Regions from separate parts of the Homo sapiens genome. Here region 1 is linked to region 2. A link is a loop called in an ENCODE intact Hi-C map of the cell type or tissue named here. Cell type or tissue: OCI-LY7. All regions are shown on one strand. Links, peaks and the distances in the headings refer to the core of each region. The heading gives the core; the rest is flanking DNA.

Region 1 (16,211 bases), core at 4,998-12,997, 110 kb after region 2:
GCAGCAAGGCAGAAACCGTAACATCCTTTATGACTTTGTCTGGAAATCATACACTGTCACTTCTGCCATATTATGTTTGTCACACAGACAGCTCTCATTCCTTGTGGGAGCTGACTTCGAAAAGGCATGAATATCAAGAGGCAAATCACCAGGGCTCATCTTGAAGGCTGGCTGCCATGCTGCTCCCTTCATATTGATGATGTAGTACACATCTTTGGGAGGCTGAAGAATGGTCCCTAAAAGATAGCAGGGCCTAATTCCCAGAACCTGTAAATGTTATCTTACATGGAAATGTTATCTTATATGGAAAAAGGGTCTTTGCAGATTTAACTAAATTAAGGATATTGAAATGGAAATATTATTCTGAGTTGTCCAGGTATGCCCTAAATGCAATCAGAGTCTTTCAAAAAGAGTACAATGGACAGAATGTTTGTGTCCTCCCAAAATTCCTATGTTGAAACCCTAACCCCCAAAGCGATAATGTTGGGAGCTAGAGACTTTGGGAAGTAATTAGGTCATGAGGTTAGAGCACTCATGAATTAAATTAGTGCCCTTAAAAAAGGACCCCAGAGGCCAGGAGTGGTGGCTCACACCTGTAATCCCAGCACTTTGGGAAGCCGAGGTGGGCAGATCACTTGAGGTCAGGAGTTTGAGACTAGCCTGGCCAACATGGCAAAACCCTATTTCTACTAAAAATACAAAAATTAGCCAGATGTGGTGGCACGTGCCTTTAATTCCAGCTACTCAGGAGGCTGAGGCATGAGAATTTCTTGAACCCAGGAGATGGAGGTTGCAGGAAGCCAAGATGGCACCACTGCACTCCAGCCTGGGTGATAAAGCAAGACCCTGTCTCAAAAAAAAAAAAAAGGTGGGGGGAGGGACCCCAGAAAGCTCTCTTGACTCTTTCTGCCATGTGAAAATACAAGACATTGGCAGTCTGCAACCCAAAAGAGGGCCCTCACCAGAATGTGACCATGCTGTCACCCTAATGCTGGACTCCCAGCCTCCAGAACTATGAGAAATACATTTCTGTTGCTTATAAGCCACCCAGCCTATGGTATTTTGTTATAGCAGCCTGAACTAAGACAGAGAGAGACAGAGGGAGACTCGATTCACACAGAAGAGAAGGCAATGTGACCACAGAGGCAGAGATTAGAGTGATGCAGCCACAAGCCAAGGAATGCCAGCAGCCTCCATAATTTGAAAGAGGCAAGGAATGAACTCTCCTGGAGACTACAGAGGGTGTGCAGCCCTGCCAACACCTTGCTTTTGGCCTAGTGAAGCTGATTTCAAACTTCTGGTCTCCAGAACTGAAAGAAAACAATTTTATGGGGTTTTGTTTTGTTTTAATAATTGGAGACTGTTTATTTTACTTTTGATATGGTTAGGAGCAAGGCCTTTAGAGTCAAATCGTCCTGGATTTGAATCTATCATTGTGATCTTGGGCATATTCTTGCACCTTATTTTTCTCCAAAATGGGGCTAGAAAACAATACCTACCTCAAAGGTAAAGCTTTAAAAAATTGTGGGTTTTTTGGCAAAATACACAAAATATAAAATTTACTATGTGCTATGGTTTGAATGTTTGTGTTCCCTCCAAAATTTAGGTTGAAACTTAATGTCTAATGCAAGGGTATTAAGAGGTAGGGCCTTTAGGAGGTGATTAGTTAATGAGGACTCCTCTGTCATGAATGGGATTAAGGCTCCTACAAAAGAACTTCACACAGTATTTGCCCCCTTTTTGCACTTTTGCCTCTCCACATGAGGACACTAACATGAGGGTTAGTCCCCCCAGAGGATGCAGCAACAAGGTGCCATCTTGGAAGCAGAGAGCAGCCCTTGCCAGACATCAAACCTGCTGGCACCTTGATCTTGGACTTCCCAGCCCCCAAAACTGCGAGAAATAAATTTCCATTGTTTATAAATTACCCAGTCTCAGGTATTGTGTTATAGCAGCATAAATGAACTAAGACACCAACTTTTTAAGTGTATAGTACAGTAGTGTTAAGTACATTTTCATTGTTGTACAACCAGTCTCTTCCAGAACTCTTTTCATCTGGCAAAACTGAAACTTTATACCCATTAAACGACATTCTATTCCCCTCCATCTCTAGCCTATGGGCAACCACCATTCTACTTTCCGTCTCTATGAATTTGACTACTCTGTTTTTTTTTTGTTGTTGTTATTTGTTGTTGTTGTTGTTGTTTGTTTGTTTGTTATGCGATGGAGTCTCCCTCTGTCACCAGGCTGGAGTGCAGTGATGCAATCTCAGCTCACTGCAACCTCTGCCTCTGGGTTTAAGCAATTCTCCTGCCTCAACCTCCCGAGTAGCTGGAACTACAGGCATGTGCCACCACACCTGGCTAATTTTTTTGTATTTTTAGTATAGACAGGGTTTCACCATGTTAGCCAGGATGGTCTTGATCTCCTGACCTTGTGATCTGCCCGCCTCCGCCTCCCAAAGTGCTGGGATTACAGGCATGAACCACCATGCCCGGCCTTACTCTGTTGTTTTAATACACCAAGTTTGTAGCAATTTGTTATAGCAGCCATAGGAAACTAATACGGTATTCTTCCCCATCTTTGTCCATGTTCATACAACTTTAAATATTCATAAATGTACACAAACAATTTTAGTCACACATATATATGCAGAAATTTTTGTTATTGCTTTATAAAAATAAGACCATATTACACGTACTCTTCTTTGTTCTCTCTTTTCACTCAACTTGTTTATTGAATTTTGTTCAGAATAATCATTTCACTCTGACTTTGGGCAAACCTGTTTCAAAGTACCTTTATAAGCTTTCATTAGATGTTAATGTCTGAAGCATGTTCAGAGTGCTTTCTCTGCCATCTGACAGTGGTGTCCTCTCAATTATCCAAGCCCTCATGATCAGCTTTGGGAGTTGTGTTCCTCCCTCCTGCTGTCTGCTTTTCATACCCTTCTCCATTCATTAGCGCCTCCACCAGAGGGGGGCAAGGAAATGGAAAAGAGGTGAAATACGACTCCCAAACTGACAAAGAGATCAATGGAACAGGAGGGTCCAGAAACCAGTTCTCAAAATGGTCATTTTTCCTTATGTTAGGGATGCTGGAAGAAACTTCAGTAATAATACCTCCCAAGTTACCTGTGGATTTGAGAGGGAGAATGGTATCTACTGTCTACTCTTGATTTGTAAGTTCGTTTGTCCCATTTTTATTATAATCATTGCAAAAAGCAATCCCTTCATAAATGTTGGAAGAATTCATTCAATCAACAAACACTTATTAAGCATCTATAATGTGGCAGCAATCATGCCAGGCTCTGAATGAATGAATAACTCAGGTTTTTGTTTCTTTCCCTAACAAGTGGGACTCCTGTTCTGTGGCACTGCTGTTGGAAGGTAGGAGGTAACAGTGAAAAAGTAGGGAGGATAAATGCATCAGTTTGGTATCAGTTTCCTAGGGCTGCCGTAAAAAAGTGCTACACACTGAGTGGCTTAAAATAACAGAAATGTGTCGCCTTATACTTCTGTGGGTTAGAAGTCTGAAATCAAGGCAGGGCTGCATTCCCTCTGAATCTTATAGGAAAATTCTTCCTTGGCTCTTCCAGCTTCTGATGGTTCGCTGGCTGTCTTTGGCATGCCTTGTCTTGCAACTGCATAACTCCAATCTCTGCCTTTGTTGTTACATGACGTTTTCCCTGTGTATCTTTGTCTTTACATGGCTGTCTTTTAAGAACATCAGTTATATTGGATTGGGGGCCCACAGTACTCCAGTATGAGCTCATCTTAACTAATTACAACTATAATGGCCCTACTTCTAAATAAGGTCATATTCTAAGGTACTAGGGGTTACGACTCCAACATATGTTTTAGGGGGTGAGGAGGGACACAATTCAACCCATAATAGTTTCTACTTGTCAAATAGACAAGTCAAATAAGACCTTGGAATTCTGGATTTCATTAATCTCGTAAGTTGTTATTCTCTGTTTTTTTGTTTTGTTTTGTTTTTGAGACGGAGTCTTGCTCTGTCGCCCAGGCTGGAGTGCAGTGGCATGATCTCGGCTCACTGCAAGCTCCACCTCCCGGGTTCATGCCATTCTCCTGCCTCAGCCTCCCGAGTAGCTGGGACTACAGGCGCCCACCACCACACCCGGCTAATTTTTTGTATTTTTAGTAGAGACAGGGTTTCACCGTATTAGCCAGGATGGTCTCAATCTCCTGACCTCGTGATCTGCCCGCCTCGGCCTCCCAAAGTGCTGGGATTACAGGCGTGAGCCACTGCACCCGGCCCTTGTTTTTTTAAGGCAGCATAGTGGTTAGTGTGCAACTCTGGAGCCAGAATTAGTTTGAATACTATCTTTACCTCTTATTAACAGGTATGACCTTGGGCAAGTTAACTAATTCCTAGTGCCTCAGTTTGCTGTCTGTAAAATGGAGATAATAACAGAATTTACAGAATTGTTATAAGGATTAAGTGAACTAATGCCAGGAAAGTCCTTAGAACAACGCCTGGCACAAAGAGAATCTTGATATGTGTTAGCTAATTTTATGAAAAATGAGGAACCATGAGTTGATTATTCTTGTAATCAATTCCCACTAGAAAGGGGTGGTGGTGCGCATATTGTTAAAGGGAATAAAGCGTTCCACCGCGTGCATGTACCCGCTGGGGCCTCCTTCTAAGAGGAACCGAACTTCCGAGGAGTGGGCAGCTGCTCACTGCCTATGCTACTAAATTGCCTTTCTTGGCCTCTGACAGACTATAAAGTCAAGAGACTTCCAAAGCCCCCAGAGAAATATTTCTTCTTTTGGACAACCAACCTCTGAAAAACAATTGATTGAAATGTTTTCAAGGAAAATATATCACTATTAGGGAAGCCTATATATATAATTTAAATTTCCTTTGGTTCCTTTTGGATTTCAACTTAAAATGACCTGTAGGCTCTATCAGAGTAAGAGCAATACATCACCGTGCCTGTCTTGGACATTCTTAAAGCAGATTTGCTCTGCCTAGTGTGACCTAACTCCAGCCACAGCAGAGCCTGAATGCAGACTTGATTCCCTCAGATCGCTGAGGAAAAAGAGCATCACAACTGACAAGACTTGGAGAAGAGCACTCTGTTCTGTATTTGTGTTGGAAACTAAACACAATAAGCCATCCTCTTTCCTATGAAACTGAATGTTAGTGTCTTTATGTAGGTGGAGTGGAAGGTGAGGTGGAGAGGATACTGAAAGAGTTGAGAGAGAGAGTGGGCACGGCGGCTCACGCCTGTAATCCCAGCATTTTGGGAGGCTGAGGTGGGCAGATCACTTGAGCCCAGGCATTTGAGACTAGCCTGGGCAACATAGCAAGTGCCCGCCTCTACAAAAACTACAAAAATTAGCCAGGTGTGGTGTTGCCAACCTGTAGTCCCAGCTACTCGGGAGACTAAGATGGGAGGATTGCTTGAACCCAGGAGTTAGAGGTTACAATGGGCCATGATCATATGACTATACACCAGCCTGGGAGACAGAGCAAGGCCCCGTCTCAAAAAAAAAAAGAAAAGAGTTGAAAGAGAACATGATTGCAGGCGGAGTCAGGCTTCAGTTGCTGAATCAAGGCCCATTGTCTTGACTCACTTAAACATCACAGAATTCTTTAGCTGGAAGACCTTGAGGGGTTACTAATTCAGGAGTTGAAGCAAAGTATAGAAAGTAATTTGTTAGAAATAATAAAAGTGCAGCTTATGACTGATTGATTAATTACTAAATTCCAGGGGATTCTAAGTTCTTATCATACATTGGTCCTCAAAGTATGGTTCTTCCAAGACCAGCAACTTCGCATCACCTGGGAACTTAATAGAAATGCAAATTTTTCAGCCTCACTGCAGACTTAACTGAATCAGAAATTGTAGGGTGGGGCCTGGCAACCAATGATTAACAAGCCCTCAAGGCGACTCTGATGCCCACTCCAGTTTGAGAACCACTGTTAAAATTGTATCAATTTAACACACCTGGCATTCAGGTGTGCTTTATCAAGGGAGTACGAATGGGTGAAGTTGTATACAACTAGTGCCTGGGGACTGGGGCACAGAGAGCCATGCATGCGCACATGTCATTCTCAGATGTCCCATTAGGATAAAGACAGACAGTTAGTGACCTTATCTAGACCCCATTGTAGAGATTAAGAAGCTGAGGTGCAGAAGGGTTACGTGACTCACCCAAGCCGTATGGATACTAAGAGGCAGAGAAGACACTAGGTCCCACCTTGCCCAGCTCAGAATTTTCTTTTGTCTTTTTTCTTGAGACAGGATCTCACTCTGTTGCCCAGGCTGGAGTGCAGTGGCTTGATAAAGCTCACTGCAGCCTTGAGCTCCTGGGCTCAAGCAATCTTCCTTCCTCAGCCTCCCGAGTAGCTGAAACTACAGGCATGTGCCACCATGCCCGGCTAATTTTTTTTTTTCATTAAAAATTTTCTAAAACTATTCACCAGAGTCTGAAAGAAGATGATGGCTGCTAGAGGTGAGCTCCACACTCCTCAAGAAAGATATGGCTGGAGTTTGAGACCAGCCTGGTCAACATAACAAGACCTCTTCTCTAAAAAAAAAATTTTTTTTAAATTGCTGGGCATGGTGGCATGTGCCTGTAGTCCCAGCTACTTGGGAGGCTGAGGTGGGAGGATCATTTGAGCCCAGGAGTTTGAGGCTACAGTGAGCCATGATCATGCCATAGCATTCTAGCATGGGTGACAGAACTAGACCTTATCTCTAAAAAAATATAAGCCTCAAACTCCAGGGGTCAAGTGATCCTCCCACCTCAGCCTCCCAACTAACTGGGACTACAGGTGCATGCCATCATGCCCAGCTAATGTTTTTTTACATGTTTTTGTAGAAAGTAATTCTTACTATGTTGCCCTCCCGCCTCAGCCTCCCAAAGTGTTGGGATTATAGGAATGAGCCACCGGGCCCAAACTAAAATAAATTTTTTTTTTTAAAAAAAAGATATAGGCCTGGCATGGTGGCTCATAGCTGTAATCCTGGCACTTTGGGAGGTCGAGGTGAGAGGACTGCTTGAGCCCAGGAATTCAAGATCCACCTGGGCAATACTGTGAAACACTGTCTCTACAAAAAATACATAAATTAGCTGGGCACGGTGGTGCATGCCTGTAGTCCCAGCTACCTGGCAGGCTGAGGTTGGGAGGATCACCCGAGCCCAGGAGGTCGAGGCTGCAGTGAGCCATGATTGTCATGCCACTGTACTCCAGCCTGGGCAAAAGACCCTGTCTCAAAAAAAAAAAGAAAAGAAAAGAAAAGAAAAAGAAAGATATGGCCTGATATAGAGCCCTGTAGTCTAGCGGAGCCAGACTTGGAATTCACCCATTAGCAAAACCTTTTGGAGATAAAAATATTTTTTCTAAAAAAAAATTTTTTTAGAAAAGGCTTTATAACTTTTCACTTTGGTAAGAAGGACAATTTTACAAAGTAATGTCTACTCTGGCCATAATTTCATAAAGGAGATGACTTTTTTCATAGCAAAGATGTAGATCAGATATGAAATTAGGATAAAACAAGTTTTTTCATGTTAAATACATTTTGCTTGTTTTTTTTAAAAAAAAACAAAACGCTTTTTGCTGTTTTCCTCTTATTTCTTCATGTGCACAGAGCACTAAAACTAAAATGCTGTGTACAATCATAGGAAGCTCAAATATCTTGCTAAAGACCCCTGATTAACAGGGGCTCTGACTGCCTGCCTTACCCCAAATGCAAGCTCTCATCACTAAGTAGGCATTTAATAAATGTCCTTTGATGATAAAAATTATGAGGACAGAGTGGGTTTATAATTTTTTTTACAGTTAAGAAATTACATGCTAGAGGTAGAAAGGACTTAAATTTCTTTTCCGAAGTCACACAACCAGTTTTAAAAGGAGCCGGTGCTGGAACTGAAGTCTTCTATCTCCTGGTTCCAAATCCTTTTCCCTTAGACTCCACTGACATTGATAAAGGACGTCTAAAATGATGTCCCTTATTTCCTTAGGGGGAACATGTTTATTTACCCAGGCAAAGGTATAATGAAATCAAACATCAAGGACCTATTACCAGATATAAAGATAACATCAACTGAACAGATGTTGGGAAAATTGGGGGTGTCAGGTTAAAGTTGCAAAAAGGCAGCATAACAGGGAGTGAAGCTTGGGGGCGGTGGGGGAGGTGAAGGAGGGGGCGGCAAGGGGTGAGGGTGGGGGCAGGGGAGCCAGGAATGTTTCTCTATGATAAAACAGCTGCTGGAGTGGCCAGGCTGAGCTTATGCAGATGTTAATTGATTTCTGGAGGTCCGGAAAGGCTTGTTAGACAAGCTTTAAAACGAGAGGAGGCCAGGCATGGTGGCTCACGCCTGTAATCCCAGCACTTTGGGAGGTAGGTGGATCACCTGAAGTCAGGAGTTCGAGACCAGCCTGGCCAAAATGGTGAAACCCTGTCTCTACCAAAGTACAAAAAATTAGCTGGGCGTAGTGGTGCATGCCTGTAATTCCAGCTACTCGGGTGACTGAGGCAGGAGAATCGCTTGAACCCAGGAGGCAGCGGTTGCAGTGAGCCGAGATTGCACCACTGCACTCCAGCCTGGGTGACAGAGTGAGACTCTGTCTTGAAAAAAAAAAAAAGAGGCCGGGCACAGTGGCTCACGCCTGTAATCCCAGCACTTTGGGAGGCCGAGGCGGGTGGATCACGAGGTCAGGAGTTCGAGACCAGTCTGACCAACATGGTGAAACTCCATCTCTACTAAAAATACAAAAATTAGCCTGGCGTGGTGGGGTGCGCCTGTAATCCCAGCTATTCAGGGGGCTGAGGCAGGAGAACCACTTGAACCCGGGAGGCGGATGCTGCAGTGAACCAACATCGCGCCATTGCACTCCAGCCTGGGCGACAGCGCAAGACTCTAATCTCAAAAAAAAAAAGCATCCATTTAACTCAGATATCACTAGATACATTTATGACTGAGTGTAGTCTGTGCAAAATAGCATTGAACAATTACACTTTTGTATGCACCTCAATGAAGTATCTTTGTATATTATATTTCTGGTGTATTAAATAAGTATAGGGTAAGCCATGCATCTTAGGTGAGTTCAACTACACAAGAAAAGAAAGAGGAAGTGAACTTACCGTGACAAACGGTTTGATATAATTCGTGGTGAAAACCAAAAGGCTTCCTACAACCCAAACCGGTTATAGAAAGGGAGCCAGTAAAAGTAAGTAATAAAACAATGCTTGTTTAAATTTTTGTCGCATGAAAGGCTCTACAGCAATGTAAACTGTGTTACAGGCACTAACATTCTTGTAGGATTCGAGGTCTCTGAATTGTTGAGCATCTGTCTTCAGAGTGCTTTTTAGTATCTAAGAATGTAACATGGGGCAGGAAGCAGAGAAATCAACCAAAAGTAAGGTTTTCATGTGCCCAAAGGATGTCACCGCAAAGATCATAGGAGATAATGTGGACATATCTGAAGAAGTGCCTTCTGGGCTGGCTGCTTATGACTGCTGTCCCTGGCACATCCGGCTGTATATACCTGCTGGCTGAAGTTACTCTCTCAGCCTCCTGGATATATTCAGCTTCAAATGCAGCTTCCCTTCTCCCTCCTGGTAACAGTCAGAGAAGCCTAGATCCTGTTATCAGTTCCTAGATTTCTTCTCAACATTTCACGGCATTCTCTCAATGAATTAACCTTGCCCTAATTTAATTAGCCGGCAAATTCTCCCTTGTAAATTGTCCTAGTTTAGTTTAGTCTCTAGGTGGTTCAGATATAAGGATGTTGCAATACAATGCAAAAAAGTCAGAGTCCGAAGTGTCCGTGAACATTAAGACTGGGTGTTTGTTTGTGTGTTTGTTTTGTTTGACTTTGTTTTTGCACAGGGCATTGTTTTTGTTTACTGTGGTGCTTAGCCCATTGGATGTATTAATTGGATATACTAGTCAGAGATTTTTCTGATTACGTCTGAAATCGAAATTCTTTTCTTTCGCAAATACTTGCCTAGATGTGGTCTTGGTGGGGAGCAGCCCCAGCCAGGGCTATTACACTTAAAGGGAAGATACTGACCATGGCTGGGTGTGGTGGTATGTGCCTGTAGTCCCAGCTACTCAGGAGGATTGCTTGAGCCCAGGAGTTCATTCTCTCCTATAGCCGCATTCTAGCCTAGGCAACATAGTGAAACCCTTGTCTCCTATAAAAAAAAAAAATAATAAAAAAAGAACGTGAAGGTGTGAGTGGCATTATAACCTTATTTCTCTTTCAGAGGGGCCGCTATAATACACACCTTGGTTGCCACATTCCAGTTCAGCTCTATTCATCTAAAAATAATCAGTTGCTTGGCTGATCATGGTACTATAATGACATTCAAATTCAGAACAGTAATACAACTTTTTAACATAAGGAAAATGTAAATAAACATAAATGAAGACATGACACTGTATTTTGATTTACCTGATTAGCTAATAGGAGGTACAAAACAGGCATTCCCATACACTGCCTGTGCCTACAAGCTCCTGGAAATTTTGAGAATGTGTATCAGTATTGTCATTAGTTTGCTAGGGCTGCGGTAACAAAGTTTCATGGATTGGGTAGCTGAAATGACAAAAATTTATTTTCTTTCAATTCTGGAGGCTAGAAGTCCAAGACCAAGGTGTAGGCAAGGTTAGTTTCTTTCAAGATCTCTCTTCTTGGCTTGTAGATGACCGTTTTCTCTCTGTCTTCATATGGTCTTCACTTCGTACATATTCTGTGTCCAAATTTCCTCTTCTTATAAGGACTCCAGGCATATTGGATTAGGGCTCACCTAATGACCTCACTGTAACTCATTATAATTACCTCCTTAAAGATCATATCTTCAAATACAGTCACATTATGAGATATGGGAATTAGGACTTCAACAAATAGACTTACAAAAGGACACATTACTGCGTCAGATTTTGTAAACTATACTAAAGAAATAAATATAATTTCTTAGGTTATAGGAGTATATATTACTTTCTTATAACCTGCTTTTCTTACCCAATATATATTTGAACATTTCTGTGTATATTTAAACACTTACAATATAAATTTTCATCGCTATCTAGCATTCTATCACATAGATACCTAATAATTTATTTAGCAGTCCTAACTTAAACTTAATTTTTTGAATAAGAAAAACATTCATATGGTTCAAAATCAAAACAATATAAAAAGATAAATACTTCCATCCCACCCCTGTTCCATATAAGTAACCCCTTTTATTAGTTTCTTGTGTATTCTTCCAATGTTTCCTTATGCAAATAAAAGCAAATGCAAATACATGCTCTTATTTCCCCTACTTTCTTACACAAAGGGAACACACTATTTACGCTGTGCTGCACCTTACTTTTTCTAAAAAGCAACATATTTCTGAAGCTTCTCCATTATCAGTACATAAAGAGCTTCCCCATTCTCTCCTATAGCCAGAAAATATACAATTGTGTAGCTGAACCATGGTTTACTTAACCAGTGTCTTCTATACAAGGTTGTCTCTAATTTTTCTTCTGTTGCAAACAGAGGGGCAAAGAATAAACTCATACATGTCATTTCCTACAAGTACAGATGTATTGCTAAGATAAATTCCTAGAAGTGGAATTGTTGAGTCAAAGTGCATTTATTATTTTGATAGACACTGCTAAAATGCTCTGCACTGGGCTTGCATCATTTTGCAGTCCCACCTGCAGGGAACAGTAACTAATTTTTCACAGCTTCCCCAAGAGAATGAGTTGTAAACTTTGGGATGGTTGTCAATATCAAATGCCTCATTTTTGAATGTTTAAGTTGCTTCTACTTTTGTTACATTTAGCAGCACTAGGATTAATATCCTTAGAGCTACACCTTTGCTCATTTTAATTATAGCCTTAAAATAAATTTCTTAAAGTTGATTATGTTGTTCTGGGAGTACATGCATTTTTAGGGCTTTTGATCTGTACTATTTTGAGGATTCTTGAAGTCTCAGGGGTTTTTAAGCACGGAGAGGAGAACTCTCCACTCTTATAATGTAATTAATGCTCTAAGTTTATATAGCTAATAAATAAAACTCAGAAAATCAGTTTCCTTGAGCATTTAAACATTGTTTCTAAACATAATTAATTAAAATCCTTCAATGATTTAAAATTTAATTACAAATTTAATTTGAAGGATTATTTAGAATTCTTCAAATGCCTTAAACAACAGTGAGAATAAAACTTATACTTACAATTTAAAAATAGCAACACCATGAATTCAATTTATTTTATAAAAAGTCTATTCTTATACCTTCCTAAGGTTGCAGTAATACTAATTTCTATACTTTCCCAGGATTACATTAATTTTACTAAAGCCAAAAGTAAAAAAAGAAAAAGAAAAAAGAAGACTAAATCAGACTAATTTAGGTTAGAGAGCCTGGGTTGTTAATTTAGTTGAAATAGGCTTGTATCTTTGAAAGTGATTCAAACCTGGCTGGGCGCAGTGGCTCACACCTGTAATCCCAGCACTTTGGGAGGCTGAGGCAGGCAGATCACTTGAGGTCAGGAGTTCGAGACCAGCCTGACCAACATGGTGAAACTCCATCTCTACTAAAAATACAAAAAATTAGTTGGCCGTGGTGGCAGACAGCTGTAATCCCAGCTACTTGGGAGGCTGAGGTCTGAGAAGAGAATCACTTGGACGTGGGAGGTGGAGGTTGCAGTGAGCCGAGATCATGCCACTGTACTCCAGCCTGGGTGACAAAAAGAAAGTGATTCAATCCTGTATCATTGACTAGTCTAGACTCCCCTCCCTTTTAAAAATAGATTTTATTTTTAGAGCCCTTTTAGGATCACAGCAAAATCAAACAGAAAGTATAAAGAGTTCCTATATCCCCCCATCTCCAAACATGCCCAACCTCCCCTACTGTCAACATCCCACACCACAGTGGTACATCTGTTACAACAGATGAGCCAACATTGATGTATCATGATCACCCAAAGTCCATTGTTTGTATTAGGGTTCCCTCTTGGTGTTGTACATTCTATGGGTTTGAACAAATTTATGGTGACATATATCCACTGTTATACTGCCCTAAAAATTCTCTGTGATCTGCTTAATCATCCCTCCTTCCTGCTAATGCACTTACTGATCTTTTAAATGTCTCCCTCGTTTTGACTTTTCCAGAATGTCACGTAGTTGGAATCATACAGTGTGTAGCCTTTTCAATTTGCCTTCTTTCACTTAGTAATATGTATTTTAGTTTCATCCATGTCTTTTCATGGCTTGATAACTCATTTATTTTTAGTTCTGAAGAATATTCCCTTGTAGGATGTCCCACTATTTATCCATTCATCTACTGAAGGACATCTTGGTTGCTTCCAAATTTGGGCAATTATGAATAAAGTTTCTATAAACATCCATGTGCAGGTTTTTTGTAGACATAGATTTCAATTCATTTGGGTAAATACCAAGGAGCATGATTGCTAGACTGTATGGTAAGAGTATGTTTAATTTTATAAGAAACTGCCAAACTGTTTCAAAGTAGTTGTACCATTTTGCCTTCCCACCAGCAATGAATGAACATTCCTGTTGCTCCACATCCTTGTCAGCACTTGGTGTTGTCAGTGTTTTGAATTTTGCCCATTCTCATAGGTGTGTAGTGGTATCTCATTGTTGTTTCAGTTTGCAATTCCCTAATGACATATGATGTTGAACATCTTTTCATATGCTTATTTGCCATCTGTAGATCTTCTTTGGTGAGATAGGTCCCTTTTTATAGTTAGGTTTTCCTCACGTCAAGGGGACTTTTCATGTCCAGTCCACACTTTTACATAGATTTTAGTTTCTAGCAAGCTGGTCTCTTTTCCTAAAATAATGCATTCTTTTTATTTGCTTGGTCAGCATTACATAAACCAGTATCATGTCCCCATTAAATATTGACCTGGTCTTCTAGCACTGTTGGAACCCGTATATGCCTTACTAGGCCCTAGAAGTGATAGGCCCCTTAAAGGTTTCATCTCCATGCAGACAAGGGGTAGAGATTGTATTGCCCAGCCTCCCTCTTTAGAACATTTGGCTAATCCATCACCTTTCTACCTCTCCTCTCTCATCCATCCTAAAGTTGGTAGGGTTCTTACTGTTTTTCATTATAATTTGGCTATCTCACCATTTCACAACTTTCTCTTTTCTTTCTTAATCAAATAGAGACAAACGCATGCCATATTTTATTAAATGTAAGATGCTATTGATTGTCAGCTGCTTCATTATTTTATGTGCCTCTAGGAAAGAACAAAAACTAATTAAACTATGACACAATGTCTTACTGATAATCTTACATAGTTGAGGAATCAGTTAAAATAGCCTCTCATTGCTCTGAAATTTCTTTCTGTGAGGGATTTGGCCATTTTTCCCATCTTCAGTTGTATTTCTTGACATGTAATAAGAATCTTTTTGCATGTATCTCAGTAACAAAATATAACATAGTTTCATTTACTGCAGTAGCTTTCTTTCTCAGGTCCCATAAAGCACTTAGTTGTTGCATTGGAAAAAAATATGGGAGATATGTTGACATTCCTCTAAAGATGAAGATTTGCTTCACTAATAGCAAATGTACATTCCACTGCTCTGTTTTATTGCCTTTCTGTGTATATAATATTTCATTTCAATCCCAAACTTACAGAGGAAACCTTTATTTTTAGACATTTCAAATAGTGGTTTAACTCAGTCTGTAAAATAACAAACAACAAAGCAGATTACTCAGCTTAAGTGAAGAGAATGGACAGCTGTTACCAAGTGTGAACATGCCGCTCTCCACCCAACAGCAATAAAAAGGCCATCTACTGTAGAACCACCTGAATTTCAGAGGTGTTAAAATATGAAAAGCAGCTGTCTTGGCCTGGTGCTGTGGCTCACACCTGTAATCCCAACACTTTGGGAGGCCAAGGTGGGAGGATCGCTTGAGCCCAGGAGTTGGAGACCAGCCTGGGCAACATGGCAAAACCTCATTTGTACAAAAAAATACAAAAATTAGATGGGTGTAGTGGCATGCACCTGTAGTCCCAGCTATTCAGAAGGTTGAAGTGAGAGGATCGCTTGAGCCTGGGTAGTCAAGGCTGCAGTAAGCTCAGATTGTGCCACTGCACTCCAGCCCTGGTAACAGAGCAAGACCCTGTTGGGGGAAAAAAAAAAAAAAGCTGTCTTAGAATCAATAAGTGTGTACCTTATCATTTCTATAATTTAACTGTCATATATTTAATAGACGATAGATGGAACACCTATGAATGACAACATTCTCCTATTTTTAGAGACAGGGTCTTACTCTGTCTCCCAGGCTGGTGTGCAGTCATATGATCATGGCCCACTGTGACCTCTAACTCCCGGGCTCAAGCAATCCTCTCACCTCAGCCTCCCAAAGTGCTGGTATTACAGGCATGAGCCACCACACCTGCCTATTAAAAATACATTTAAAGAATATAGCATATTCCATTGCACTCACCCTTATTTAACATCATAATTTCCTTTTGTTTTTTATTTACTTAAAATCTTTTTTTTTCTTTTTTTTTTGAGACGGAGTCTCACTCTATCACCCAGGCTGGGGTGCAGTGGCACGCTCTGACCGCAACCTCCGAATCCCGGGTTCAAGTGATTCTCCTGCCTCAGCCTCCCGAGTAGCTGGGATTACAGGCACCGGCCACCACGCCCAGCTAATTTTTGTATTTTAGTAGAAATGGGGTTTCACCATGTTAGCCAGGCTGGTCTCAAACTCCTGACCGTAACTGATCTACCCACTTCAGCCTCCCAAAGTGTTGGGATTACAGGCGTGAACCACCATGCCCAGCCCATAATTTCCTTTTTATATAAAATACGTAGATTTTTCCTTTTTGGAGTGGCTTACAGACTCACAGATTTTCAGATATGTATATCATTTCAATTAGCCATAACTACCTTTTTTTTTTTTTTGGATGCTCAAATGACACAAAATGACACAAGTTGACCAGGCCTGCCTTTAAGCTGGCTCTTTTGTCCTTTCAACATTACTCTGACATTTTAAAAACATCTTTGCTTCCTGAAAACATTAAGATATTCTAAGTCTACCTTTATTTTTCTCCCTATCATAGGACATGGCATTAGCTACTTTTAGTGGTTACTAGAATTTAAGACCAAATCTGGGCACGCACTGGGGTTCCAACTTAGATCGTTCCATTTTAGTATCAGTGTAGCCAGGACGATAGCACTGCTAGGTGCCAATTTAATGG
Region 2 (16,211 bases), core at 5,391-13,390:
ATGTGAGCAAAGGCAGAGGCTGCTCAGGGCCAAGCATGACAGTTTGGCTAGGGGAGCTGCTTCAGATTGGAAAGCTGTTGGTAAGATTAATTGGGGTCAGTAGTAGGAGATCTTAAGAGCTCAACTAAGAAATTGAAATTTTATCCTATGGATTAAAATCATGAAAGTTTTTGAGCAAGGAGATGATTTGACAAAATTATCATTTTAAGCAGAATTATTCATCGATAACATGCAGGAAGGATTGACAGGGAGAATAATACAGCGTGTTAGGAAGCAGATTTGTTTCCAGGCCTAAGGAGATAGGGGTTGGTACTAAGGGAGTACAAATGGGAAACAAAAAAGACAGGAAATATCAAAGATGTCATTAAAAATAAAAATTAAAGAGGACATAGAATTTTATGGCCACATGGAGAGGACAGTGGAAGAAAAATAATTTCTCTTTCATGAGGTAAATGGTGGTACCTCCGAACTAAATAAAGAAAAGGAGAATGAGCTCGTTTTGGAGGAAAGATATTCCCTCTTTAGATATGTACAACTTGGGATGGCTTTGGCATATTTTTTATCTTGCAAGGAAAATGAAGCACACTCCATTGTTGTCTATCTCAGAACTACCTTAATTTTCTGTAAGTACCAGGAAACATCTGTGGTTTTGAAGTTTAGCTTTGACATCATACGTCAAGCTCTGTGAAGTTACCACTCTGATCATTTGGGTGATTTCTTGATACTCTAGGACTTTTGAATCTAGTCATTTAGCAAGTTGGTTTTGGTTTTTTCTTCTTTACAAAATATTTTTATTTTTGTTACCCTTATGTTTATGGTTTAGATTTCTTTGGCCTTATCAAGCTTTTCTTATTTTGTCTTCAACAAAGTTAAATCCAGCATATAAAACAAGATTTCTACAAACTGGGTATCTTTTTAATACTTTGTTTCCAAAGGATGCAAGGTGTTGTAAACCGACTGTCCAAGTTACTGAAACCTGGGGGAATGCTGTTATTTCGAGACTATGGAAGATATGATAAGACTCAGCTTCGTTTTAAAAAGGGTAATAGTATATTCAGTTTGAGGTTATTTTTAAATGTTCTAAAGAATGCCTTGTTTATATTTCACATCAAAGTATTTAGTTGTTTTTTTTTAAAGGAATACCCTTAAGAGTTTCTCTTTTCACAATTTTTTTCAGGACATTGTTTATCTGAAAATTTTTATGTTCGAGGAGATGGTACCAGAGCATATTTCTTTACAAAAGGTATGCTAATCTACAAAAGGAAATAATTGGTCATAATCGTTCTTGTTAGTTATTATCTCATTGATTATAGCTCAGAAGCTATGAAACTGAGGCTTCAGTCATTGATTAAGCATTAGATGTCTTCATACTTTGATGCTTATTACTGGTCTACATAAAAGGTTGAAAATGGCCGTTTACTGTTTAATCTTTTTCCAGTTAAACTGCTTTAAAGTCTCTTGTTTTACCCTCATACCCAGATGAAGGTGAAGGCTGTTCCATTTTGGAGATATTGTTAGCCTAGATATGAAAAAAATTGATGATAGCCACAGCCAAAGGAGGACATTTGATAAGTTTATAGAAAATTACTTATCTTGGCCTGTCACAGGGGTGCTCACCTGTAATCCCATCACTTTGGGAGATGAAGGTGAGAAGATTGCTTGAAGCCAGGAATTTGAGACCAGCCTAGAAAACAAAATGAGACTCTGTCTCTACAAAACAATTTTTTTTTAATTAGCTGGTCTGGTGGTGCATACCTGTAGTCCTAGCTACTTGGGAGGCTAAGGTGGAAGGATCACTTGAGCTGGGGCAGATGAGGCTACAGTGAGCTATGATTGGACCACTGTGCTCCAGCCTGGGCAGCAGAGTGAATCTTATGTCTAAAAAAACAATACATTTTCAAAATAGAAAGAAGGAAAATTACTTATCTCTAGCTGATTTCTCTTTTTTTTTTTTTTTTTTTTGAGACAGAGTCTCACTCTGTTGCCTAGGCTGGAGTGCAGTGGCACAATCTCAGCTCACTGCCATCTCCACCTCGCCGGTTCAAACGATTCTCCCACCTCAGCCTCCCAAGTAGCTGGGATTACAGCCTCCCAAGTAGCTGAGATTACCTACCTCCACGCCTAGGTAATTTTTGTATTTTTATTAGAGAAGGGGTTTCACCATTTGACCAGGCTGGTCTCAAACTCCTGACCTCAAGTGATTCACCCTGGCCAGGCTGGTCTTGAACTCCTGACCTCAGGTGATTTGCCTGCTTCAGCCTCCAAAAGTGCTGGGATTACAGGCGTGAGCCACCATGCCCAACCAATTTCACATTTTTAAAAATGCATTTCTAACAGTACCAAGTGAATGCTGCATTCAAGGATTTCCCCAAATTTATGTGAGTACTTTTATAATCTGCCGTTTTGGGTTTCTGTAAACCAACAAAAACTCAGAAAGGGAGCACCTTTCAAAATATTGAAAGCTGCAACCAATAGTTTTATATATCTGTTGATGTCTGCCGTGTTAGTCTGTAAACAGGTGTATTTTTATATGCATGGTGTATTTTTGTGAAATAGAAGAAACTCGCTTGGTTTCACAGGTTTCCTTCACCAAATTGTTCTAGAGAGTGTTTCTTGTATAAATGAAATTTAGATGGTCAGTTATTCCATCAGTGTTCTACTCCTGACCTCCCCCATCTCTAGTCACATGTCATATCTTTTATTGCCATTTTTGTCTCACAGGGGAAGTCCACAGTATGTTCTGCAAAGCCAGTTTAGATGAAAAGCAAAATCTGGTTGATCGCCGCTTACAAGTTAATAGGAAAAAACAAGTGAAAATGCACCGAGTGTGGATTCAAGGCAAATTCCAGAAACCATTGCACCAGACTCAGAATAGCTCCAATATGGTATCTACACTCCTTTCACAAGACTGAACTTTGTAACATGTTAAGGTACAAAGCCAGAGGACTGTGCTATTCAAGGACTACTGTAAGTCTATTGTTTCTCAAAAGACAATGAGAAAAAAAGAAGAGAATTTGTATTTCCTGCCGTTTTGTCATAGGTGAGCTCCTTTGTGCATTTTAAGCACATGTAAGTGGTTCAGCACAGTATGCCTTTTTCTGTGCTTTGAAAACTTGATATGCTCAAGCTTGTTTGAATTTATTACATCTAACCATTTTGCTTGTTCCTTGATTTTTATAAGCATTCAATTAAGTTAGTATTATGTCAAGTAATTTTGAGAAAATGTAACTTGACATTTTTTGCAAGTAAAAAAAATTGTTTATTTGTTTAGGCTTAGTAAACCAGTTCCCAAACACAGTCAGACTCTTCCCATTGTCATCTGATTGCAGAGAGAAAGCACACCTTATTTCCAGGGAAAGCTACAACAAGCCCAAGGTCAAAGTGTATTATTTTTTGTCTTGTTGTTGTCTATTTTCTCCCAATTTTTTTTTGAAATTCAGAGGCTCATATCTGAAATAGAATTTTAGTTCCTCTTTCCTTTCCTAAAATTGGGGAAGTACAGCCCATGCTGACATTATTTTCAGGCTATTCTTAGATATACAAGTTGTTAGGCCAGGTGCAATGGCTCGCACCTGTAATCCCAGCACTTTGGGGGGCTGAGGCAGGCAGATCGGTTGAGCTCAGGAGTTCAAGACCAGCCTGGACAACATGGCAAAACCCTGTCTCTCCCAAGAATACAAAAATTAGCCAGGCATGGTGGCACACACCTGTGGTCCCAGCTACTCAGGAGACTGAGGTGGGAGGATCGCTTGAGCCTCGGAGGCGGAGGTTGCAGTGAGCTGAGATTGTACCACTGCGCTCCAAACTGGGTGACATGGTGAGACCTTGTCTCCAAAAAAAAAAAAAAAAAAAAAAAAGGTATGTAAGCTGACAAGCTCTTGTATCAAGGGCTTTTGAACCAGAGCAACTTCATCTTGAATAGGGACTGTGTAAAATGAAGCTGAGACCTACTAGGCTGCAATCCCAGGAGGTTAAGACATTCTTAGTCACAGGATGAGATAGGAAGTCAGTACAAGATACAGGTCATACAGACCTTGCTGATAAAACAGGTTGCAGTGAAGAAGCCGGCCAAATGCCACCAAAACCAAGATGGCAATGAGAGTGTCCTCTGGCTGTCCTCACTGCTACACTCCCACCAGTGCCATGATAGTTTACAAATGCCATGGCAACATCAGGAAGTTACCCATATGGTCTACAAAGGGGAGGCCTGAATAATCCACCCCTTGTGTAGCATATAATCAAGAAATAACCTTAAAAATGGGCAACCAGTAGCCCTTGGGGCTGCTCTGCCTATGGAGTAGCCATTCTTTATGTTTTACTTTTTTTTTTTTTTTTTTTTTGAGATGGAGTCTTGCTCTGGCACCCAGGCTGGAGTGCAGTGGCGTGATCTCAGCTCACTGCCAGCTCCACCTCCCGGGTTCACGCCATTCTCTTGCTTCAGCCTCCTGAGTAGCTGGGACTACAAGCACCCACCACCATGCCCAGCTAATTTTTTTTTTTTTTGTATTTTTAGTAGAGACGGGGTTTCACCATGTTAGCCAGGATGGTCTCAATCTCCTGACCTTGTGATCCGCCCGCCTCGGCCTCCCAAAGTGCTGGGATTACAGGTGTGAGCCACCGCGCCCAGCCTATTCTTTACTTAAACTTGTTTTCACTTTGCTGTATGGACTCAATTCTTTCTTGCACAAGATCCAAGAATCCTCTCTTGGCGTCTGGATCCAGACCCTTTCTGGTATCAGTGGTAAGCTCTGTTTAAGACAACTGTCATACCCAAGAGAATTCTTAAATTGTGGCAGTTAAAAATGTATTTATCCCCTCGAGGGCCGGGCGCAGTCGCTCAAGCCCGTAATCCCAGCACTTTGGGAGGCCGAGGAGGCGGATCATGAGGTCAGGAGTTCAAGACCAGCCTGACCAACACTGTGAAACCCTGTCTCTACTAAAAATACAAAAAAAATTAGCCAGGCGTGGTGGTGGGCACCTGTAATCCCAGCTACTCGGGAGGCTGAGGCAGGAGAATCACTTGAACCCGGGAGGCAGAGGTTGCAGTGAGCCGAGATGACACCACTGCCCTCCAGCCTGGGTGACAGTTGTTAGACTGCGTATCAAAAAAAAAAAAAAAAATTTATTTACTCCCTTGCTTCAAAAAGGACATAAGTTGGCTTGCAAATCACATTTTGTAGAAATGAAGTTTTTAAGATTAGTCTCATACTCATTACATAATATTTATTGACTACTTACATATTGAGTGCTAAATTCAGTGGAATAATATGAACAATAAAGACCCAGCCTTGTTTATGCTCTTCAGGGAGCATAAATAGAGTACAGCTGGCAAAACAAAATGTGCATATCCCAAACCTGTAAATCATGATCTAAGACAATATACAAACACTCAAATAGGGAACTTACCAGCTAGCAGACTTTGATTATGAACCACAGAACCTAGAATAAATAAATACTCTCTTGAAAGAACCATCATTGGAATAATTAAGTTCCAACTGTTTTTTCTTTCTGAATTCACTTAAAATCCAATTTCTAGAAGAATATCATTGGTCCAGCTTTAGTCATTGGTTCATCTCTTAACAGGCTGGGGCAGGGCAGCTTAATTGATGATGCCACCAGAATGGGCAACATGGGAAAAACCCTATCTCTACCAAAAATACAAAAATTAGCCAGTGATGGTGGCACGCACCTGTTGTCCCAGCTACTCAGGAGGCTGAGCTGGGAGGATCTTTTGAGCCTGGGAGGCAGAGGTTGCAGTGAGCTGAGATCGCACCACTGCACTCCAACCTGGAGTGGAAGGAAATTTCACTTCCTGGAATGGAAGAAAGTTCTTCAAAGGAAAATCAAGACACTGCTGTCAAAAAACACCAGGGGAGGGATGCTGTCCAGTCACAGCCAACACATCATATAGCAGTGGTAGCAGTAGTAATAGTATTTCCAGAGAGAGAGAGAGAGATTAGCTCTGAAAAAGAATGGAGAAGAATCAGGTTTCTTGGGGGAGGTAGGTCTCAGGCTAGTTCTTGAATGTACATTCTCAGCAGATGGTGAGAAGACAAGTGTGGTGTGGGACATTAATGATGAGGGATAGGTAGAAAAGATGGGAAGGGGGTCAGCTTGTAGATAACCTAGACTAGCAGGTGTATGACTTCTAGTCTCTGAACTGGAGCCATCTGAGATCAGTTTGAGATATGGTGTCTTATAAATGTATTGAGAGAGGTTGAGGAGTTGTCTATAGAATGGAATGGAGTGAGGTCAGAGATCAGTGGCAAGGAAGACCACATAAAGGTTTTTGCACAAACTTGCCTTGATGGCAAGTCCTCAAAAGTACAATTATCAAGCTTTCTGTTTAAACATGCATAAGTCAGTAAATATAAACATTAAAATTTGCCCAAGACTCTTAACTCAGTTGTATTTCATAATTAAAGTGTACATTAAAAAGCCAAACTAGTCATGAAAGTATTACATACAGCAAGGGCAGTTTAGATAAGTTAATGTTGCTATGGGAACCCCAGCAGATCTCCTTGTGTCTCCGTTTAAAAATCATGGCCCAAGGTGGTTTCAAAAACAACAGAAGGTAAAATTATTCTCACATTCTCACACATGTAAATTGTACTGTCTCTCTCAGTTCTAAATAGCGGATTCAAGCCAGCCTCTTGACTGGCACAGTAAAATTCGGCTTCGTGTCTTTCTATAATGTATTACAGCATGTGAGTTAACCTTTAGAAGCTTCAAAAATACATCAACCAAATTTGGACTGTGAGACACAAACTGGTCTCTTTTGGGCTCTGTCCAGCATAGCCTTCCTATTCCACATGGCTGCGCAGCAGGGCCATTTCCACCAGTGTCTTCTGCTTGCCTGGTCAGTCTTTCTGTCTCTTAACCTACCTACAACAACTTCCTTCTCGGGGTTTGCTGCTAGATAGAAATGTAGATTTTGGCACAGAAAGAAAAGGGAAAGACCTATTTGGAATTTTGTCTATAGATGTTAAGAAATCATGAAGCGTTGCAAATGTAACTGCTTGGGTATTAGTTTAAAATATTTGATAACTGCATGAAATTCTAATTTACCCCTCACATCCATAAAGCTAGGACCAGTTGGTTAGGCAGAGTTTGATATTTAAAAATTCATCTTCTGAGAGAGCTGAATTTCAAAAGGACCATTTTCTTTCCAGGAGTAAAAGGTATATTCTTTCATCTTCTTACAGTACAGAAACAATGGAATATATTGTTTAAATGCACCCTTCATTTTTTTCTCCATTTCTAAAAATTCACTTTTGAGCATCGTCCAAATGTAAAAATTCTCACACATGAGGAACTGTTTCCGAAGGTTGTGAGAAAGTCAAGATAACAGTTTCTATTATTAAAAGTTTTGCATTCGGTATGACACATTTGCCTGTATTGAAACACCCATTTAACATTGACTTCTGAGAACTTATTTGCTTTGCCTCTCTCGATTCCATATGCTTTGTCTACAAATTGTGAACACGTCCCGGTTTCTACCCGTGTGTGATTCTAAGTCGTTGCTGTACTCTAGCTTGTACGTGAAAATTCACCCATATGCAGATAGCTGCCCTCTTGGAGGCAAAACTTAAAGCTATCAGAACCATCTGGATTGTTAAACCCCAAAACTTCCAACTCATCAAAGTCCTGAAGCCTGAATAGATCACACATTGTTACTTCTAATTGGTTTTGATGTTTGTTATGCTCCTCACAAGTGCAGATAACTTCACATTTGCATCACTAATCGACCTCTTTCAAAGCCTCTGCTCCTCCTGCTTCCTGCCTCTGTTAGTCATCAGGAGACTTAGTGTTGGCGTGGGTATTTTCCCCGCTTGTGAAAGTGCATTGTCAATTCTAGAGCATTAAATATATGTGAGGTATTGTTATTAATCTACAAGGCAGTACACACAGTATTCCAGCAACAGTGACTTTTTCAAAGGTTTTATGAGACATTGTAAGAAAGACAGTATCTTTCCATGGAAAAAAGTGTTGCCTCAGAGTCAAACAGGAAGCATGGGTCCTAGTTCCTATTGAACTGCTTAGCTACTCTTAATTTAGCTCTGAATGCTAGATTTTGTGTATACTATACACATTATTTAATCCTCAAACTCCTAGGAATTCATTTTGATGATAACCATTTACAGAAGAGATGTTGGGTAACTTGCTCAGGATACCACATCTAGTAAGTAGCAGAGTCACAACTCGGACCCAGAACTCTCTGATTCCAAAACCTCTACTTGCTGCTCTTGTAATGGATGGGCCCAAATGCTGCTGGGAAAGGCACCAGGGAAGAAAGAGCTTTCTGAGTCAAGCAGAAAACGATAGCAGTGGAGAGGAGTTTGTTTCAGACGACCTTCAAGGTTATGGCTCATTCTAGATCCAATCATTCTAGCAAATAAGTAGGTTACACTTGTCCACAATTACAAATTGGAAAAGAAGAGAAGGAAAGGAACTGAGAGGAATGACAAAGCAAAAAGCTTTCAATCAGTTCTTTTCAGCATTCTGCTTCTGCCTAGTTCTGCACTCGCCCCACCCCCTCAGGCTTCAGCCTTCCACTTGGCATCCCTCCTCGCAGAGCACTCTCACTTGCATACTCCTCGCTTAAAGAAAAAAAGCATTCTGTACTGCAGTGGGGAAAAAAAACCCTTAAAATGTCTTCAAAAGGATTCAGCTCTAGGGTAATGTAAAATATGTGAAATCAGGAGGTGTCCATAATAAAATATGAGTGAAAACATCGTTATTTAAAACATTGTATGTACATTAATGCCACATTAATACCAATTCAGGCATGAAATGTTGAGCATTTCTTGGAATACGGTTTCTTGGAATATGGTTGGGGATTTGAGAGGCGCAAAGGTACCCGCAAGATGGCTTTGGTGTAGTTATAAATATAAATAGAAGTAAAATAACAGTTGCATCTTCATTTATAATGAATCTATATTGTGGCCTCAAAGCTACAGAGAAAAGTGGATGCCAAAATCTGTCTTTCATTAACATATGTCTTAAATGACAAGGAAGAGGTGTTGAAGATAAAATTACTTTTTCCTATGAGTATGAATCAGCAACATGCAGTAACAAGCAAGTAATAATAGTTCTGCGTGTGAGTGCCTACAGAGGGTAAGAAAAATAGCATCAGATTGAAAAAGCAAGTGCACCTGCAGAAGGGACCCAGGAGGCTGCAGAGCACAGCTCCCTTGAGCATCATCTCAAAGTGTCTCAGAGCACAGTGACCCTAATTCTGGCAAGTCAGGTTGGCATGAGATGGATGGAGCACACTGAAATCTCCAGATGGTCAGACAGCCCACCCTCAGCTGCCCCTGGAGCTCGGCAAAGGCAAGCTACAAGGCACTGCTACTTGGCCAAGAGTTTAAAACAACAGCTTCTGATTCTACAGTGTCTGTGGTTTCACAACCACTTAACCTTAAGTAAGGAACAGCTAGAGTTAGCTGAATGAATAAATACACGTTAACGTTACATAAAGAGGGAAAAAAAGCAATACTTGAGCACATAGACTTCAAATAGTGTCCAGCTAGCTGTGTCCTTGGCATCCCAGTGATCTGGGTCTTTATCTTTGATTTTCTCCAGCAGGTAGGCACTGAGTAGATCCAGGGCCCAGGGCGGGAAATGCTTCTGTATCAGATGTTACCTATCAAATAAAATGAGCCTTTGATTGCCTCCTAAAGCTCCAGCATCGTCTTTCCTAGTTGGGCTGATGAGGTTTGGTCCAGAAAAATGGAATTTTGTTATGCTTATAAAAATTATTTGGCCAAATATTTTCAATCCATTGCTCCTAGTTCATTGCAGAAAACGCAGAAATTAATTTTTTCCTCAGTTAACCTTTATATATCAAGTGTTGGTTGTTTCAAAAAACACTGGAGGACAGTCACCCTTTGGGCTTTTAAGGCTTTTCCGCTGGAAGCAAGCACTAAACCTGTGTGACTTCCTAAAATTAGCAATGAGCCCGCTGCTGAGTCCACTGCATTAGTGGGGCTTTTTTGTTTTTTGTTTTTAATGCTCTGTACTTAGCACAAGCAACACTATGTAATTGCTGCCTCATTTCTCTCACCTTCTGCCTCCTGAGAGCAACTTGTGTTCCTCCTGAGGCAGTCCTGCTAAACAGAATGCTTGGCGTAAAGAATGCGATCGCTCTCCTTACATCTTTAGTTGTGCCCTGCTCCCTCAGGTGAGCAGAGACATATCCCCCTAAGCAGCATTTGGCACTCGCACTGAAAATTGCCTGAAAGAGAATGGCTGAAATTGCCAGTATCACATGCTGCATTGAAACAAGAAAGAAATTTCTGCCTCCAAGGATAATTGCTTTTCTCATTGCTCATACTTTTTCTTTCGCAGCCCTCATTTATTTTAATATTTATATCTTTACTTTGACTTTCTACAAGATATTTTTTAAGTTTCTTTTTAATCCAAATGAAAGATGAAATTCAGGATCCCAAAAAGCAAGGAAGATCTATCCTTTCCATGAATATATTCTTAATCCACCACTCTCTGAGATGTCTCTTCATTTGCAGCTTTGTTTCTTAATAGAACACCTGGGCTCTGGAGATTAGTGAGACAAAGCTTCATTATAATCTTCCTTGTTTTACTCACATTTCTTCCATGCTTTCTCTCCCTAACTCACTCTCCAGGTGCTTCTTTCTCTTGCCAAATAGTGCAAGGAAATACTTTTGCAGATCTTTTGTTTACTTTAGGAAAAAACCATGGATCCAGGCTTCCCCATTCAGCACTGCTGCTCATTTCCTGACTGGCCTTTACAGTTTGGCTCAGTAGCAACTTGGGGACTTGTTTTCTACCCACAGGAAAGGAGCTGGGTGCCCGGCAGCCCCATGCCGGCATGAGAATTAAGTCCTGCTCATTCCCTGGATAAGCAAGCTGACGTTTTCCTCATAGATTTTCTTTTCCATTTCTCAAAGCTTTATTGCATACTCATTTAGCTTTGACTTTTAAAAAGACATTTTAATAGTGTTGTTTTTCCTCCAAGCATGTGCAAAAGCTGATCATGTGCACGAGGAAGCTCTCGAGAATAAAGAATTACCTCTTTGCTGTTTTTCACCTACTACGTCACACACTACACAACACACCCAGGGCTTACCCCTACTCCAGTGTCATTGGCAAGTGCCTGGCCTGGTATAGGAGGAACTGTGACACCAGAGGAATTTGGCTTGGGTTACCTCACTTTCTAGGTTCCCAAGATTCCCAAGTTAAGGAAGCTTTGGTTATTACATAGTTGAACATTTTCTTATTTCATGTAAGTTTTGTAAATCTTCTGTGATTTCTTCTCCTCTTTGGCACATTTACATTAAATTTTATTCTAGTTATGTAACTGTATAGTATAATTATGTTTATATATGGATATAAATTGCTCTGTTCATCCTACTTTGGGGAATTTATTCATAGTTTGCTATGAGGTCAGTAACTTTCCGAAGAGACAGGCTTTCTAAACTTGAAGCCTATACTTTTATATATTAATGCATTTTTTTTTACATTAGAAGATAGTTAACCTAAGAAAGTTGAATGATAAGTAGAATGAAAGTAGAAAGCACTGACTGACAAAACAAAGATCTTCAGTACATCAGGGATGAGTGTTGTCTTTCTTAAGGACTTAATCTGTAATATAAAATGTCAAATCAAATACCATATTCGGCCAGGCGCAGTGGCTCACGCCTGTAATCTCAACACTTTGGGAGGCCGAGGCGGGTGGATCACCTGAGGTCAGGAGTTCGAGCCCAGCATGGACAACATGGTGAAACCCATCTCTAATTGTGCAAGGAAATTAGCTGGGCATGGTGGCGTGCACCTGTAATCCCAGCTACTCAGGAGGCTGAGGCAAGAGAATCGCTTGAACCCAGGAGGCAGAGGTTGCAGTGAGCCGAGGTCATGCCACCACACTCCAGCCTGGGCAACAAGAACGAAACTCCATCTCAAAAAAAAAACAAAAAAAAAAAAAACCAGAACAACAAATACCATATTCATGGTGGTACAGACAAAGACTAAGCTATTGGCATAGACAAGGTCCAATTGAGGAAGCACACTCTGTCACTGGTGATGAGGAATCCAGAGTTGGTCATTCCCCTAAAGCTCAGTCAGGAGCAGTCACCTGCAGGGAAGGCTACCAGCAGAAGCCAGCAGCACTGTGACCTTATGGAAAGTGGACAGTGTTCACAGGCACATTAGGTAAATACTGCTTCAGTGACCCAAAGAAAAATGCAAAATCACAGAAGATTGTAGCAAGAGTGACTTATGACTGAATCTCAGAGAACTGAACTGTAGGCTTAACTATCCCCTGCCTGAGCTCAGAGAAAGAACCCAAGAAAGAGCCCTAGCTGAGCTTTGGAAATAGGAAAGCTAGAGGCCAGGAGCTTTTTTCTGCTTACCTGAAACACCATTTCAGGTGTTTTTGTAGCACAGAAATGGCTACTAAAAGTATTAGGGTGCAGAAAACAATGGTCCAAATGATGGTGCTTCAGCATGCTGAGCACACTGAACTAAAGGAAATTAAAAGGCCATCAAAGCTGCCTCAGAACCAAGGAGTCGGCCAGGCGTGGTGGCTCATGCCTGTAATCCCAGCACTTTGGGAGGCGAGTTGGGCAGATCACTTGAGGTCAGGACTTCGAGACCAGCCTGACCAACATGTAGAAATCCCATCTCTACTAAAAATGCAAAATTAGCCAGGTGTGGTGGCGCATGCCTGTGATGCCAGCTACTCAGGAGGCTGAGGCAGGAGAATTGCTTGAACCCAGGAGGTAGAGGTTGCAGTGAGTCGAGATCACGCCATTGCACTCCAGCCTGGGCAACAAGAGTGAAACTCCATCTCAAAAAAAAAACAAAAAACAAGTACTCTTGGTTTCTCCACCCCACATCAAGCACAGGAAGGGGTTCTCTGTGGAAGTTTCCTTATCTGACTGAGTAGACTTCTTCCAAAAGAAATGCTGTTGGCCTAAAACCGCCTCCCTAGGAAATCTCATTCAATAACCAGGGAAGATTAACTACCATAAGAGATTAAAAGTCACCTAGCCCAGACCGACTTTTCATCTGTTTTTCTGAGGGCAGTTCGAAGAGGTTACCTGGGAGACCTTATCCACATAATAAGACAACCTTTGTTTACAATGAAGTTCTGCCTCTTGCCTTCCTAAAATTTGTTGCCACCTCTCACAGAGCACAAAAAACTTTGTCCCGGCCATTATCTGTTCTCTGGTCCCATTCAGTTTTCAAAGAGAATCATTTACAAACTACTCTCTGCTCTTTGGGTCCACTCAGTTCTCCTAAAAATCATTCACTGCCTGTGTTAGTTTGTTCTCACACTGCTAATAAAGACATACCCGGCCAGACATGGTCTGTCACACCTACAATCCCAGCATTTTGCAAGGCAGAGGCGGGCGGATCACCCGAGGTCAGGAATTTGAACCTCTACCTCCCGGGTTCAAGCAATTCTCCAGCCTCAGCCTCCCGAGTAGCTGGGATTACAGGCACCTGCCACCATGCTCGGCTAATTTTTATATTTTTAGTAGAGACAGGGTTTCACCATGTTGGCCAGGCTAGTCTCAAACTCCTGACCTCAGGTGATCCGCCCACCTCGGCCTCCCAAAGTGTTGGGATTACAGGCGTGAGCCACTGCACCCGGCCTGCAAGTTAGTTATTTTCTTTTTTTTCTTTTTTTTGAGATGGAGTCTTGCTCTGTTGGCCAGGCTGGAGTGCAATGGCGTGATCTCGGCTCACCACAACCTCCGCCTCCCAGGTTCAAGCAATTCTCCTGTCTCAGCCTCCCGAGTAGCTGAGATTACAGGCATGCACCACCACACCTGGCTAATTTTGTATTTTTTTAGTAGAGACAGGGTTTCTCCATGTTGATCAGGCTGGTCTCGAACTCCTGATCTTAGGTGATCCACCCGCCTCTGCCTCCCAAAGTGCTGGGATTACAGGCGTGAGCCACCGCGCCTGGCTAGTTAGTTATTTTCTAGATACAATGAGGGGTACAGGCATTGAGTAAATATACCCATTCCAAATGGGAGAAATTGGCCAAAACATAGGGGCTACAGGCCCCATGCAAGTCTAAAATCCAATGTGGCAGTCAAATCTTAAAGCTGCGAAATGATCTCCTTTAACTCCATATCTCACATTCAAGTCATCCTGATGGAAGGGGTAGGTTCCCATGGTCTTGAGCAGCTCTGCCCCTGTGGCTTTGCAGGGTACAGCCTCTCTCCCAGTTGTTTTCACGGGCTGGTGTTGAGTGTCTGTGGCTTTTCCAGGCGCACAGTGCAAGCTGTTGGTGGATCTATCATTCTGGGGTCTGGAGGATGGTGGTCCTCTTCTCCCAGCTCCACTAGGCAGTGTCCCAGTAGGGACTCTGTGTGGGGGCTCCCACTCCACATTTCCCTTCTGCACTGCCCTAGCAGAGGTTCTCCATGAGGGCTCTGCCCCTGCAGCACACCTCTGCCTGGACATCCAGGTGTGTCCATACATCCTCTGAAATCTAGGCAGAGGTTCCCAGACCTCAGTTCTTGGCTTCTGTGCACCTGCAGGCTTAACACCATGTGGATGCTGCAAAGGCTTGGGGCTTGCACCTCCTGAAGCCATGGCCCCAGCTGTACCTTGGCCCCTGCTAGCCACGGCTGGACCAGCTGGGATGCAGGGCACCAAATCCCAAGGCTGCACACAGCAGGGGGTCCCTGGACCCAGCCCAAGAAACCATTTTTCCCTCCTAGGCTGCTGGGCCTATGATGGGAGGGGCTGCCGCAAAGGTCTCTAACATGCCCTGGGGACATTTTCCCCATTGTCTTGGTGATTAACGTTTGGCTCCTTATTACTTATGCAAATTTCTGCAGCTGGCTTGAATTTCTCCCCAGAAAATGGGGTTTTCTTTTCTATCACATTGTCAGGCTGTAAATTTTCCAAACTTTTATGCTCTGCTTCCTCTTGACGCTTTGCCACTTAGAAATTTCTTCCACCTGATACTATAAATCCTCTCTCTCAAGTTCAAAGTTCCACAGACCTCTAGGGCAGGGACAAAATGCCACTGGACTCTTTGCGTAGCAAGAGTGATCTTTATTCCAGTTCCCAATATGTTCCTTATCTCCATCGGAGACCACCTCAGCCTGGACTTTATTGTCCCTGTCACTATCAGCATTTTGGTCAAAGCCATTCAACAAGTCTCTAGGAGGTTCCAAACTTTCCCACATTTTCCTGTCTTCTTCTGAGCCCTCCAAACTGTTCCAGCCTCTGCCTGTTACCCATTTCCAAAGTTGCTTCCACATTTTTGGGTATCTTTACAGCAGCACCCCACTCCTGGTACCAATTTACTGTATTAGTCTGTGCTCGTGCTACTAATAAAGACATACCTGAGACTGGGTAATTTATAAAGGAAAGAGGTTTGATTGACTCACAGTTCCACCTGGCTGGAGAGGCTTCACAGTCATGACTGAAGGCAAATGGGGAGCAAAGTCACATCTTACATGGAGGCAGGCAAGAGAGCTTGTGCAGGGGAACTCCTATTTATAAAACCATCAGATCTCATGAGACTTAATCACTACCACCAGAACAGTATGGGGGAAACTGCCCCCATGATTCAATTATCTCCACCTGGCCCAGCCCTTGACACATGGGGATTATTACAACTCAAGGTGAGATTTGGGTGGGGACACAGCCAAACCATATTATTATCCCTCAAAATAGCCTGTATTCCCCCATCTCCCTCTCTTCTGTGAAGAGGGAACTATGTAAGCTCCATCTGGCCCTTCCTTGAGTCTCATATTTTACATGGCTCCATGCTTATGCAAGTTAATAAATTTGTTTGCTTTTCTCCTATTAATTTGTGTAATGTCAGTTTATTTCAGTGGGATAATTCACTTATTGAACCTTCAGAGGGAAAGTTTAAACTTCCCTACATTAAACACTTTTTCTTGACACTGGTTTGAAGAGCAGTGACTCACCTTTACCTGATTCTTTGTTTGATTCCAGAGCCCTTGGACTTTTATGTTTGTTTTCTACCATGACATCACAAACCACGAGTTTGTTGATGCTTCGTAAATGTGGAAAGATGCAGCACAGATTTAGGAGAAATATACCCAGAGATGTAAAGGGGAAGGAGACATTGGCCAACCAGAAGATCATCCTCATTCCTCAGTGAAGGAGAAAGGCCTGACTCCTACCTTGTGTAAGGGAACTAAGGGAACTGGCTAGGTATCAGTATAACAGAGTCA

What was found. Peaks named below come from ENCODE experiments on the same cell type or tissue, not always from the same donor. Only the 100,000 strongest peaks of a DNase experiment are listed, where the experiment ranks them.
Region 1: a loop joins it to region 2, with 4 times the contacts of the local background. A loop is called at or near these places in 2 of 110 quality-filtered maps.

The regions. Positions count from the first base shown.
Region 1 is chr2:171,204,261-171,220,471 of GRCh38, reverse strand. It overlaps a transcript of TLK1 not described here. Among named protein-coding and RNA genes, the nearest start is that of TLK1, 51 kb to the right of the region's middle. RefSeq lists a silencer at 15,641-15,814. In OCI-LY7, for the core only: no CTCF peak of the experiment used is centred there; DNase peaks (open chromatin) are centred at 9,141 and 9,491; H3K4me3 peaks cover 1,381 bases; H3K27ac peaks cover 1,717 bases.
Region 2 is chr2:171,310,873-171,327,083 of GRCh38, reverse strand. METTL8 (methyltransferase 8, tRNA N3-cytidine) reads left to right here. Exons shown (of 10, transcript NM_001321154.2): 8 at 936-1,042; 9 at 1,178-1,243; 10 at 2,722-11,338. The coding sequence ends at 2,912. Among named protein-coding and RNA genes, the nearest start is that of METTL8, 120 kb to the left of the region's middle. RefSeq lists enhancers at 6,917-6,966, 7,112-7,934, 8,413-8,512, 9,240-9,299, 10,402-11,224 and 3 more and silencers at 2,811-3,105, 8,522-8,724, 10,031-10,325. In OCI-LY7, for the core only: no CTCF peak of the experiment used is centred there; DNase peaks (open chromatin) are centred at 7,474, 7,773, 8,533, 9,213 and 1 weaker place; H3K4me3 peaks cover 4,202 bases; H3K27ac peaks cover 7,228 bases.